Linked DNA regions of Homo sapiens: region 1 is linked to region 2. The links are chromatin loops, found by intact Hi-C in ENCODE. Cell type or tissue: heart left ventricle. All regions are shown on one strand. Each heading gives the region's core, and the rest is flanking DNA. Links, peaks and the distances in the headings are about the cores only. Region 1 overlaps SYN3 (synapsin III). Region 2 overlaps SYN3 (synapsin III).

Region 1 (5,375 bases), core at 267-5,266, 130 kb after region 2:
TCCTGACCTCAGGTGATCCGCCCGCCTCGGCCTCCCAAATTGCTGGGATTACAGGCGTGAGCCACCACACCCGGCCCTCTGCAGGTATTTTTAAACATCCCTCTGGCTGAGGTTAGCATTAGGGTTGGAATCCGAGTTGCTGTTAAATTCAGAGCCAAGGTCAGCTTTGAGAGGCTCAGCAGTGGGATGTGCTAGATATACTGGTGTTTTCAGGTCAAACACCTGTATTTGGCTTCTCATAGAACAGTAGGGAACACACCTGTAGCCTGTGAAGGGGCCAGGACAAAAGGATTTGATGTTTATCTTGACAGCAGTGAACACCCACTGAAGCATTTTAAGCAAGAGGAAGTCCTAAGGGGAAACTTGCCGCAGAGATGGAAATGGCCTATGTCTTGATTAAGTGTTGGTCACATAGCTGTGCACGTATATAAACATTTATTGATCTGTACTCTTTAAAAGTATTCATTTTACTGTTTGTAACGTGCACATCAGTTTTTTAAAAGTGTGCCCCAGCTAATAAGAGGCAGAGCCGAGATACAAATTCAGAAAGGACCAGATCAGGGCAGGCAAGTGAGACAGGGTTATGCAAATGTAGGGTTGGATCCTATCTTCATTAAAATATTAGTATTTTGCTCATCATGAATTTATTTACATTGATATTCATTTACTTAAATATCACAATAATAAGGCCAGGAACAGTGGGACATACGTGTAGCCTCAGCTATTTGGAAGGCTGAGGCAGGAGGATCACTTTAACCCAACCTGGGTAACATGGCAAGACCCCATCTCTAAAAATACATACATACGGCCGGGTGTGGTGGCTTAGGCCTGTAATCCCAGCACTCTGGGAGGCCGAGGGGGGCAGATCATGAGGTCAAGAGATGGAGATCATCTTGGCCAACATGGTGAAACCCCGTCTCTACTAAAAATACAAAAATTAGCTGGGCATGGTGGTGGGCGCCGGTAGTCCCAGCTACTTGGGAGGCTGAGGCAGGAGAATTGCTTGAACCCAGGAGGCCGAGGTTGCAGTGAGCCGAGATCGCGCCACCGTACTCTAGCCTGGCAACAGAGCGAGACTCCGTCTCAAAAAAAAAAAAAAATACATACCTATATAAAATAACATTAAAATATTTATTTTGATTTATGAGTTTGCAGGCACCTTCTCAGATTTTTATTTAATTTTCATCTCATTTCATTTTCATTTTTATTTAATTTTCAGGTCTCACCCTCCTTACCCTAGTCCTGGCCCTGATCATCCAGCTCTGTTCCCCTCCAGGGTACATGCTCTTAACCACCCCACTATGTGGCCTCTCCCAGTCAAGGGCACCATCAGGATTCAAAGAGCTTTGAAGGAGGTGACTTATACTGGGAGCTGGACGAGAAGGAAGATTGCAAAGAGGCTCCCAGGGGATGGCTCTGGCAAAATACAAAGAAAAAAGTTTATAAAGCGTTTAAATAAACCTGTGAAAGACAAGAAAGATAGTAAGAGAAAAAGGAGGTGTTTGGACCCAGGAAGCCAATCCCTGCCCACCAACCTCTCGTCCACACCGTGCCGCCTGCCTGAGAAAGCCTGGGCTGGCTGTCCCAGGGCTGACCCGGCCAGCCTGCTCTTGCAAGCCTCTTTCATCATTAGGTTCAACTGCTCAATGCAAACATTTTGATGAAGATTTTTGTATATAACAAGGATAGCAAATGATTCTTTGCATTACGTAGTGGTTAAAGTTTGCAAACACTTTCCCATATGTTACCCAGATGGCATCTGGGCCTCTCTCCTTGCCTCACAGATCTAGATGTGATTTTCTTGGACTTTCATTCATTTCACAATCTCCTAGTATATTTATGCAAATTCCTAGAGGATGGGGAAGCCTCTGTTCCTACCTCGAGGGCTGCTCTGTTGCTATCACTGACCCAGATCCCACGCTCAAATCCAAAGCGATTTCTGAGTGGGATGGATTTCACCAAATATTTGGGGAGCACACACGACAGGGTCAGAGCAGAAGGGGAGGAGCTTCACCTTTCACCTCTCAGGCTCCGAGCTCATAAACCTGCCCAGCTTGCCTGGAGAGCTCCAGGTTCTCTTTCTATCAGGCGGAGCAATTCTACCTGCCCAGGTCTAGGAGCCCTCCTGGGTCTAAGTCCCTCCCTAAAGAGCCCAACAGGGCACCTGGGAGACCACAGCCTCTTCCTTCAGAGAAAAGGCCCCCACTTTTCAGTTACAACGAGGGAAATTGAAAGCACACCACAGGAAGCATGACCAGCGGCCAGCACAGCTTACAGGGGGAACAGCCCGGCATCTTCCAGCTTGTAACTAAAGATTTGAGTGAGGTTTTTTTTTTTTTTAGACGAAGTCTCGCTCTTGTGCCCCAGGCTGGAGTGCGATGGCATGATCTCAGCTCACTGCAACCTCTGCCTCCTAGGTTCAAGCAGTTCTCCTGCCTCAGCCTCCGGAGTAGCTGGGATTATAGGCATGAGCCACCACGCCCGGCCAAATTTAAATGACTTTTAACCTCTCTGTCTCATTTTATTGTCAGAGGAATTGTGGGAGTCCCCTGAGAGCTCTTCTTCCAATCTCTCTGGCCCAGCCTCTTTGGGGCTGCACTTTGTCAGCACCAGCTTGGGAATGTAGAGAAATCCCCAGGCAGGAGCAGGTAATCCAGCTGCTGTTCCCACCAGTCCCAGATGTCCTTCCAGGGCCTCTTCCTCCTCATCTCCCCTCACTTCCAGTAATGGTCTTCAATATACCTTGTGAAAGAAGAATTCAAACTTGTAAATTAAATGAGGGCACTACATGGAAGCTTCTAGAAACACTAACATCAAGAGCAAGGGGAAAAGCAAAAGGACTCATTGGCCCCTCTCTGTGGAGCCTTTTGGAACTGTATCTTGCCTGCCCACACTCTTCTGGTAGCCGAGAGCAGGGCTGAGGGTGTGCAGGCTCCCTGGACCCCTGGTAAAAACATTCCTCTGGCCGGGTGCGGTGGCTCACACCTGTAATCCCCACACTTTGGGATTTGGCGGGCGGATCACGAGGTCAGGAGATCGAGACCATCCTAGCTAACACGGTGAAACCCCGTCTCTACTAAAAATACAAAAAATTAGCTGGGCGTGGTGGCATGTGCCTGTAGTCCCAGCTACTCGGGAGGCTGAGGCCGGAGAATCACTTGAACCCGGGAGGCGGAGCTTGCAGTGAGCCGAGATGGTGCCACTGCACTCCAGCCTGGGCGACAGAGTGAGACTCTGTCTCAAAACAAAAACAAAAACAAAAACAAACAAAAAAAATGCTCCTCTGTGTTTGTACAGGTGGAGCTTCTTCAAGGAGGGATGGGTGTGTACACAAGCCTGCATATGTGTGTGTGTGTGTTCAGTCTGGATCTTTCTATAAGTATGGGGGTCTTGGAGTTTCCGAGCATGTCTCTGTGTGTGTCTGGGTGTCTGGATGTCTATGCATGAAAGCTTCATACTCCTACATGTGTGTATGATTGCACTTGCCCATCCATGTGTGTGGATGTCCCTCTGTGGTTAGGTTTGGGAGGTGTCTCTGTGTATCAAAGTCTCAGCTTCTGGGTGTGTCCCTGCCCAGGTAGATGTGTGTCTGCATCCCTGGGTGCCAGAGAAAGATGGAAGTACAGATGTGTGGTGTGACCTGCCGTGAGTGTGCGTCAGGGTGTGTAGGTGTGCATAAGTGTAGAGGGACAGCAGAGCATTAGGGCTCACAGAAGCTGCAGCATACGTACACACTATCTTTGCAAAGCAAGTCATCTGTTTTCCTGGTTTTGTTTCTTTCCTCCCCATGGACTCTGGCCCCTCCTTGAAAACAAAGGGAGCTTAAAAAACGCAGCCCTTCCTGTGTTCCCAAATGTTCAGAATGCTGTGGTGCACTTGAACCGTGCCAGCTCGGATGCCCAGCCCTGCCGCTGTTGCAGGAAGTTACCCGCCCGCCGCACTGCCACCCCCCACTTACACAACGACCCCGGGAGGGTGGGTGGGAGGGAAGGAGGAACCGCACAGCTCGCTACCCCTCGACGCCCCAGCCAGTGGCAGGCCCTCCATGGGAACTGAGACTCTGTGTGGGGGCATAAGAGCATCATCTGGGGGCTTCCTCCAAAGCTGGGGGTGCAGGGAGACAACACCTTTACATGGAAATTATTGCCAACCAACCAGGTGTCCAGGGACCTCATTTTCCATTTTACGAGGTCAGTTCTAGGTAGAAGTCAACATTTTCATCGTTTCAACACACATTCACCAAATACCTACTACATGATAGACGCTGTGGAAGATAAAACGACAGCTTTGTCACCCTAGGATTGGTGCCCGCACCTCCACACTCGGGGCACCCAGTGTCCTCCATAACATAAGGGGGTTAAACTGGGTAGCACCAAAGCCTCTTCCACATCAGAAATTCTGTGATTCTTTTGTGGCAAGTTCATGAGTCTGTGCTCCCACACTTCTCCCTGCTCCACCATTCCCCGGTTGGGGCAGGTCAACAGAGTCCCCATCTTTCTCAGCTCTGCCCAAGTGCTCATTCCTTTCCCGCCTTCCTTCCTCCCCTCTGAAAAACCTACTCTCGGTCCTTGTTTACTCAAAGCTGTAAATTCCTAATGAACTCTTCTCTCTTTGTCTACACTTGAACAGGTTCCCTGCCTTACTCTAACCCCACTTTCTACCAGGACGATCAGAGCCCTCCCAGAAATGACCGCAGCCCATCTTTGCCACCTTAGGTCCCACATCATCCCTAACATCTCAGCACACATTGTTGTCAGGTTTGGGAGGTGTACAGAAGTCTCAGCTTCTGAGTGTGCCCCTGCCCAGAGAGATGCGTGTGTGTCCCTGGGTGCAGAGGAGGGTGGCAGGAAAGATGTGTGGTGTGTCCTGCCTGTGAGTGCTGGCCAAGCTGTGTTGCACAAGAGGCACCCTCAGCACAGTCTCCTCCCAAGCCCAGCCTCTTCTCAAGCCATTCCCTCTGCCTACTGGGAACACCCTTTCCTCCCTCTACCCCCAACCATTTCCTTTCACGGTCATTTCAAGGTCCATCTCAAACACCTCCTCCTTCCTTAAGCTTTTCCTGATTCCTCCTTCCTTAAGCCTTTCCTGATTCCTCCTTCCCCACCCAGTAGACGTGAGCTCTGTCTGATTTGAAACCTTTCCTGTGATGCAGAATATTTGGCCTTGACTTACGGTTATCGATATCTTTATCTGTTGTGCACAAGAAGACTTAGATCCTTAAGACTAAGCATCCAAAAATGTGTCTTGCTCTTGCTTGAATCCTCACATGGCGTCAACATTGCAGGTGCTCAGTAAGCATCTGCACAACTCAGTCCAAAGCTCAGCCATGGAATGTCAGGAGTTGGGTAGCCTGGTTGGAGATCATGGCACTGTCA
Region 2 (5,375 bases), core at 215-5,214:
TACTGCATGGCTACCAGCATGCAGACTGTCTGGATTTGAGTCCTGGCTCTGCCTCGGTTTTCACATCTGTAAAATGGAAATAAACAGTGTAGGGTTGCCTTGAAGACTAAATGAGCTCATATGATATGTACCAATGTAAAACTTCATCAAGAAGTACTCTTAAGATTAGAGCACTTGGCCAGGCGTGGTGGCTCACGCCTGTAATCCCAGCACTTTGGGAGGCCAAGGCAGGCGGATCATGAGGTCAGGAGATCAAGACCATCCTGGCTAACATGGTAAAACCCCATCTCTACTAAATAATGCAAAAAAAAAATTAGCCAGGCGTGGTGGCAGGCGCTTGTAATCCCAGCTACTCGAGAAGCTGAGGCAGGAGAATGGCGTGAACCCGGGAGGCGGAGCTTGCAGTGAGCTGAGATAGTGCCACTGCACTCCAGCCTGGGCGACAGAGTGAGACTCCATCTCAAAAAAAAAACAACAACAACAAAAAATAGATCACTTTACTAATTTACTGTGTATATGTTATGTTACACTTTAAAAAAAAGATGAAATGAGTTCATACATTCAAAGCATTCAAAACAGTGTCTGGCACATAGTAAGCACTCAATAAGATACTAATTGTTGTTATTGTAGCTATTGTTATTTAGCCTTGGTCCCCTTGAGGACTATGTGATTAATATTCCTTGCTCCTAAGTGTCTAGAGTAATGAAAGTATCTCCTATTTGACTCATGCTTTCTGGCTTACCAAGCTCTTCCCTGTGCATTCTCTCAACAGCCCTTTGAGATGATTACTATTTTCCTTACCTTACAAATGGGGAAGCTGAGGCTCAGAAAGAAGGAGTTGACTTGCCCCAGATCATCCTATCAATAAGTGGGAACCAGGGCGTGCCCCCAAGTCCATGTGACTTTCATGCAAGGGCGCCCGCCCCACCTCGCTCTGTCCATCAGCAGACCTGTTCTTCTATATCACCTGACTTCCTGGTTGCAGACACTGGGTTTCGCGACCCTGGCCATCTTTATGCCCTTTAGGAAGTGACCTCCCCAAGGTCTCATGGCTTAATACACCAAAGCTGAAATAGATCCCAGGTATCCTGAATTAATTTCTAATCTGGCACCATTTCCACCACAACCTTTTATCTTGTTGGTCCTTTTCCAATTCAGATGTGTTATAACAAAGAGAAAGACATTTTCTGTTTGTTTGTTGTTCCCACTGAGTTAAAGAAACTAAAGCCATTGCATTAGGAATTAGGGGAAAGACGTATGGACAGGGAGCAAGAGGGTGCCAGTCCCAGCCCACCGCTATAACCCTGAGGAAGGATGTATGGACGGGGAGAAGAGGGTGCCAGTCCCAGCCCACTGCTATAACCCTGGGGAAGGACGCATGGACAGGAGCAAGAGGATGCCAGTCCCAGCCCACTGCTTTAACCCTGAGGAAGGATGTATGGACAGGGAGCAAGATGGCGCTAAAATCCTACCCCACTGCTATAAACGTGCTGCCTTGAGTCCCTTCTCTTGCACTTAGGGTTCAAACTACTGGCTCGTTCTGTCTTCAGGAAGATGGCACCCTCTGGAGTCTGTGAAATGAGAAAACCGATGCCATCACCCACCCAAGCCCTCGCTAAGGACAGGTGGCACTCAGGGCAGACTCCTGAGACTCCTCACTCCAGCATCTGAGTCATTCACAAGCCCCGCAGGACCCCGTTTTCAGGTCTTCCCCTTCCCCATCCCGTATCCGACAATCTCCGGGTGCAGTTATTTTAAGGAAAATTCCACCAGGCAAAACCTCACAGAGACACTAATGTTTGAGGGTTTGGTTCTTCCTGCCTCCCATTGGAGACTGGTTTTGAGGTTGTTTCGCTGAATCACTGGGTGAAAAGTAAATAAATAAATGGAGGAAGGAAATCTTGCTTTAAAAGGAATTTTGTGGCCTCCCCGCAAAACAAAGCAGCTGTTATCACCAAAGAAATCTGCAGGACCTGACCTCTCTGGGACTATACTGCATTCTGGGGTTTCAGAGGCACCCCCACCAGAAGCACCTGCCCCACTGCCTTCAAGAGGTGCTCAAAACTGGGCTGCCAGCCCTCAGGAGCAAGCTGGCTAAATCCCATGGCCTCTGGGAAGCCTGACCTTGCTGTTGTCCCCCCACTCCCTTCCAGGGTCAGTGAAGGGCTAGGAGTGACCTGCCCTGGGGTGTTGACATTCTGCAAATTTGCTCAGCTTCCTTTTGGGATCTCACACCCCTTCTCGTGACTCACGCGCATGGCTTCTATCGGCCACCCCTTGCCTCTCTCTCATGTCCCATTTCTTCCCTGGGCTCCTGCTCCTCATAAAAACCAAAGGAAAGAGAGCTTTTGGTAATCAACTAGTCCAATCCCCTCAACTTGGCAATATGGAAACTGAGGCCAGGAAAGCAACAGTAACCGGCACTGGGTCACACAGCACCTTTGCAGCAAGGTTAACACTAGAACTGAAGATGCATTGCCCCCTGCAGCATTTGACCAGCAGATGACCCAGTGGGCTTCAACTCTCCACCTCCCAGCCCTCAGAGGCTGGCAGCAGCTGCTGTCCTCTAGATTGAAGAGCTGGCTGGGACACCGTGTACCCCGGGAGCTCCCCCTGCTAGAGGGAACAGACTGGAAATGGGAGGTTGAGAGGAACATTGTAAGACAGGAACCCCTTACAATATCTATGACGCCAGTGTTTCCTTGACCCTGGACCAGCTGCCTGGGCAGTGTGAAGTGTCCTGGCCCATCATAGTCTTCTAAAGCATCTCACTCTCAAATATACTCAAAGTTTCTCTTTGGTCCTGCTAAAAATCTATCCATTGCTCTGGTTCCAACTCACTCCCAGTACCCCTGGCATTTGAGGCCTGCTGACATTTTCCTCATCTTCTCTCCCTGTCTGTCTTTACACCGCCCCTCTGAACCAGTGGGGAAGGACAGAGGAGCCCCACCCTCAGAGCCTGGTGAATTTCAGAAGCCTGGGCACTGTGGGTGTGGGCTAGGGTAGACGGTGGGAGGCTGGTGTGATGTGAGCTCTGCCCACGGGGGGCCCTGCATGTGCCTTCTGTCAACCTCCCCTGACTGTGGTGGAAGGGAAGACCACTCCAAAAGGAATGTCCACCTCATGCCCACTCTGAGACCCTGGGCACATGACATTACTTACCATCTCTGAGCCCCGTTTCCTCATGTGTGGGATGTCACTCCCCTTCATCCCACTTCGAGAACGAGATTTAGCAGCATAACTTGGGGAAGAATAAAGCTCCAAGCATGCAGGAGGTGCTCAGTAATTGTTTGCTTCTCCTCTCCTTCAACCGAAGGGCAGGGCAGGAGCAGAATGGAGGGAGACCTTCCTTTAGACTCAATCAAGGAAGGGCCGCAGGCCTGCATGGGTGCTGGCTGTTGGTGCGTGGCTGTTGGCTGGGGGCGGGTGGGTGCTGGCTGGGGGGTACGTGGGTGCTGGCTGGGGGGTGAGTGGGTGCTGGCTGCGGATGCATGGGTGCTGGCTGCTGGTGGGTGGGCGCTGGCTGGGGGCACGTGGGTGCTGGCTGGTGGTGGGTGGGTACTGGCTGCTGGTGGGTGGGTGCTGGCTGGGGGTGGGTGGGTACTGGCTGCTGGTGGGTGGGTGCTGGCTGGGGGTGGGTGGGTACTGGCTGGGGGTGGGTGGGTGCTGGCTGCTGGTGGGTGGGTGCTGGCTGCGGGTGCGTGGGTACTGGCTGCTGGTGGGTGGGTACTGGCTGCTGGTTGGTGGGTGCTGGCTGGGGGTGGGTGGGTACTGGCTGGTGGTGGGTGGGTGCTGGCTGATGGTGGGTGGGTGCTGGCTGGTGGTGCGTGGGTGCTGGCTGGGGGTGCCGTGGGTGCTGACTGGGGCTGGGTGGGTGCTGGCTGGGGGTGGGTGGGTGCTGGCTGATGGTGGGTGGGTGCTGGCTGGTGGTGCGTGGGTGCTGGCTGGGGGTGCCGTGGGTGCTGGCTGGGGGTGGGTGAGTGCTGGGGGTGGTAGGAATGTAGGAATCAGGCAGGTCGAGGGTGGATGGGGACATTTCTCCTCACCACCAGCTCTGTCAAGACAAGGGTCTCAGAACTGCCAGATCTCAAGGTTGGAAGAAATTACATTCCAAAATGTCAAGTAGTCTAGTCACAGGCTGATTTGAAAACACTCTTCTGTTAGCTGTGCCATGATTGAGAATTTCATCCCAGCCTGATGGTAGCAGGACCACGATTTTCATGGTCAACTAATAGTCGTTGAGCCCCTTGTACATATCCTGGGCTTTCTCATATTTGGTCCTTTCAAGAGCCCCATGGTGTGACCATCCATTTACCAAGAGGGAATTGACAGTTCCGGAAGATTAAATAATTTCCCCAAGCCTACACGGCTAATAATTTCATGTCATGAATATTTGTTGAACACCTCATGTGTGCTGGCTAGGCCTGGGAATGCAGCAGTGGAAAGGCAAGCTGGATTCCCTGTCTAATTCTGGGGCTCCTTCCACCTCCTCTTGCTTCTGTCTCTTCCATCTGGCGACCACAACTGAATACAGGGCTTAAAGAACTTAGAGAGATATTGAGAGGTTGGGATATAATCTTATGAGTAAATCTTAATGATGTGGTTAATGGTCCTCCATGGGGACAGGACCCTCCCTTGAAATGCAGTTTGGAAACTTGTGGGAAGACTTTTGGTTATCATCACAAGCAATGGGCACTATGGGCAGATAGTCAGGGGGACTGGGAATGCATACAGGATACTCTGCACAGCCAACAGCTGTCCTGCTACCCACAGGACTGTTGGATTTGGTCCTACCAGACACCATATAGGTGAAAAGTCATTTATAATTATCTGAGCCTAGAACCTAATTCCATATTAAATTCAAACACAAAGTATTTAGGCAGTGTGTTAGTCAGGGTTCCCAAGAGGGACAGAACTAATAAGACATATATATATATATATATATGAGTTTAGTAAGTATTAACTTACACAATCACAAGGTCCCACAATAGGGGCTGTCTGCAAGCTTGAGGAGCAAGGAGAGCCAGTCTGAGGCTCAAAACTGAAGAACTTAGAGTCCGACGTTTGAGGGCAGGAAGCATCCAGCACGGGAGAAAGATGTAGGCTGGGAGGCTAGGCCAGTCTTGTCTTTTCACATTTTTCTGCCTGCTTTATATTCACTGGCAGATGATTAGATTGTGCCCACCAGATTAAGGGTGGGTCTGTCTTCCCCAGCCCAGTGACTCAAATGTTAATCTCCTTTGGCAACACCCTCACAGACACACGCAGGATCAATATTTTGCATCCTTCAATCAAGTTGACACTTAGTATTAACCATCACAAGTCCACCCCTTGTTAACTTGAACCCATACACATCTCCTCAGATCATACATAAT

Evidence for each region. Hi-C counts contacts between places; a loop is a spot of excess contacts. Peaks named below come from ENCODE experiments on the same cell type or tissue, not always from the same donor. Only the 100,000 strongest peaks of a DNase experiment are listed, where the experiment ranks them.
Region 1: it touches region 2 in a loop (2.7-fold over the local background); 7 of 110 quality-filtered maps call a loop at or near these places.

The regions. Positions count from the first base shown.
Region 1 is chr22:32,625,713-32,631,087 of GRCh38, reverse strand. The region is part of intron 6 of SYN3 (synapsin III); the gene reads left to right. LOC107985545 (a long non-coding RNA gene) reads right to left here. Exons shown (of 3, transcript XR_001755504.2): 2 at 5,173-5,375; 3 at 1,169-2,742. Among named protein-coding and RNA genes, the nearest start is that of SYN3-AS1, 53 kb to the right of the region's middle. In heart left ventricle, for the core only: a CTCF peak has its summit at 2,873; a DNase peak (open chromatin) is centred at 3,917; H3K27ac peaks cover 3,202 bases.
Region 2 is chr22:32,758,252-32,763,626 of GRCh38, reverse strand. The region is part of intron 6 of SYN3 (synapsin III); the gene reads left to right. Among named protein-coding and RNA genes, the nearest start is that of TIMP3, 41 kb to the left of the region's middle. In heart left ventricle, for the core only: no CTCF peak of the experiment used is centred there; DNase peaks (open chromatin) are centred at 2,166 and 2,596; H3K27ac peaks cover 1,935 bases.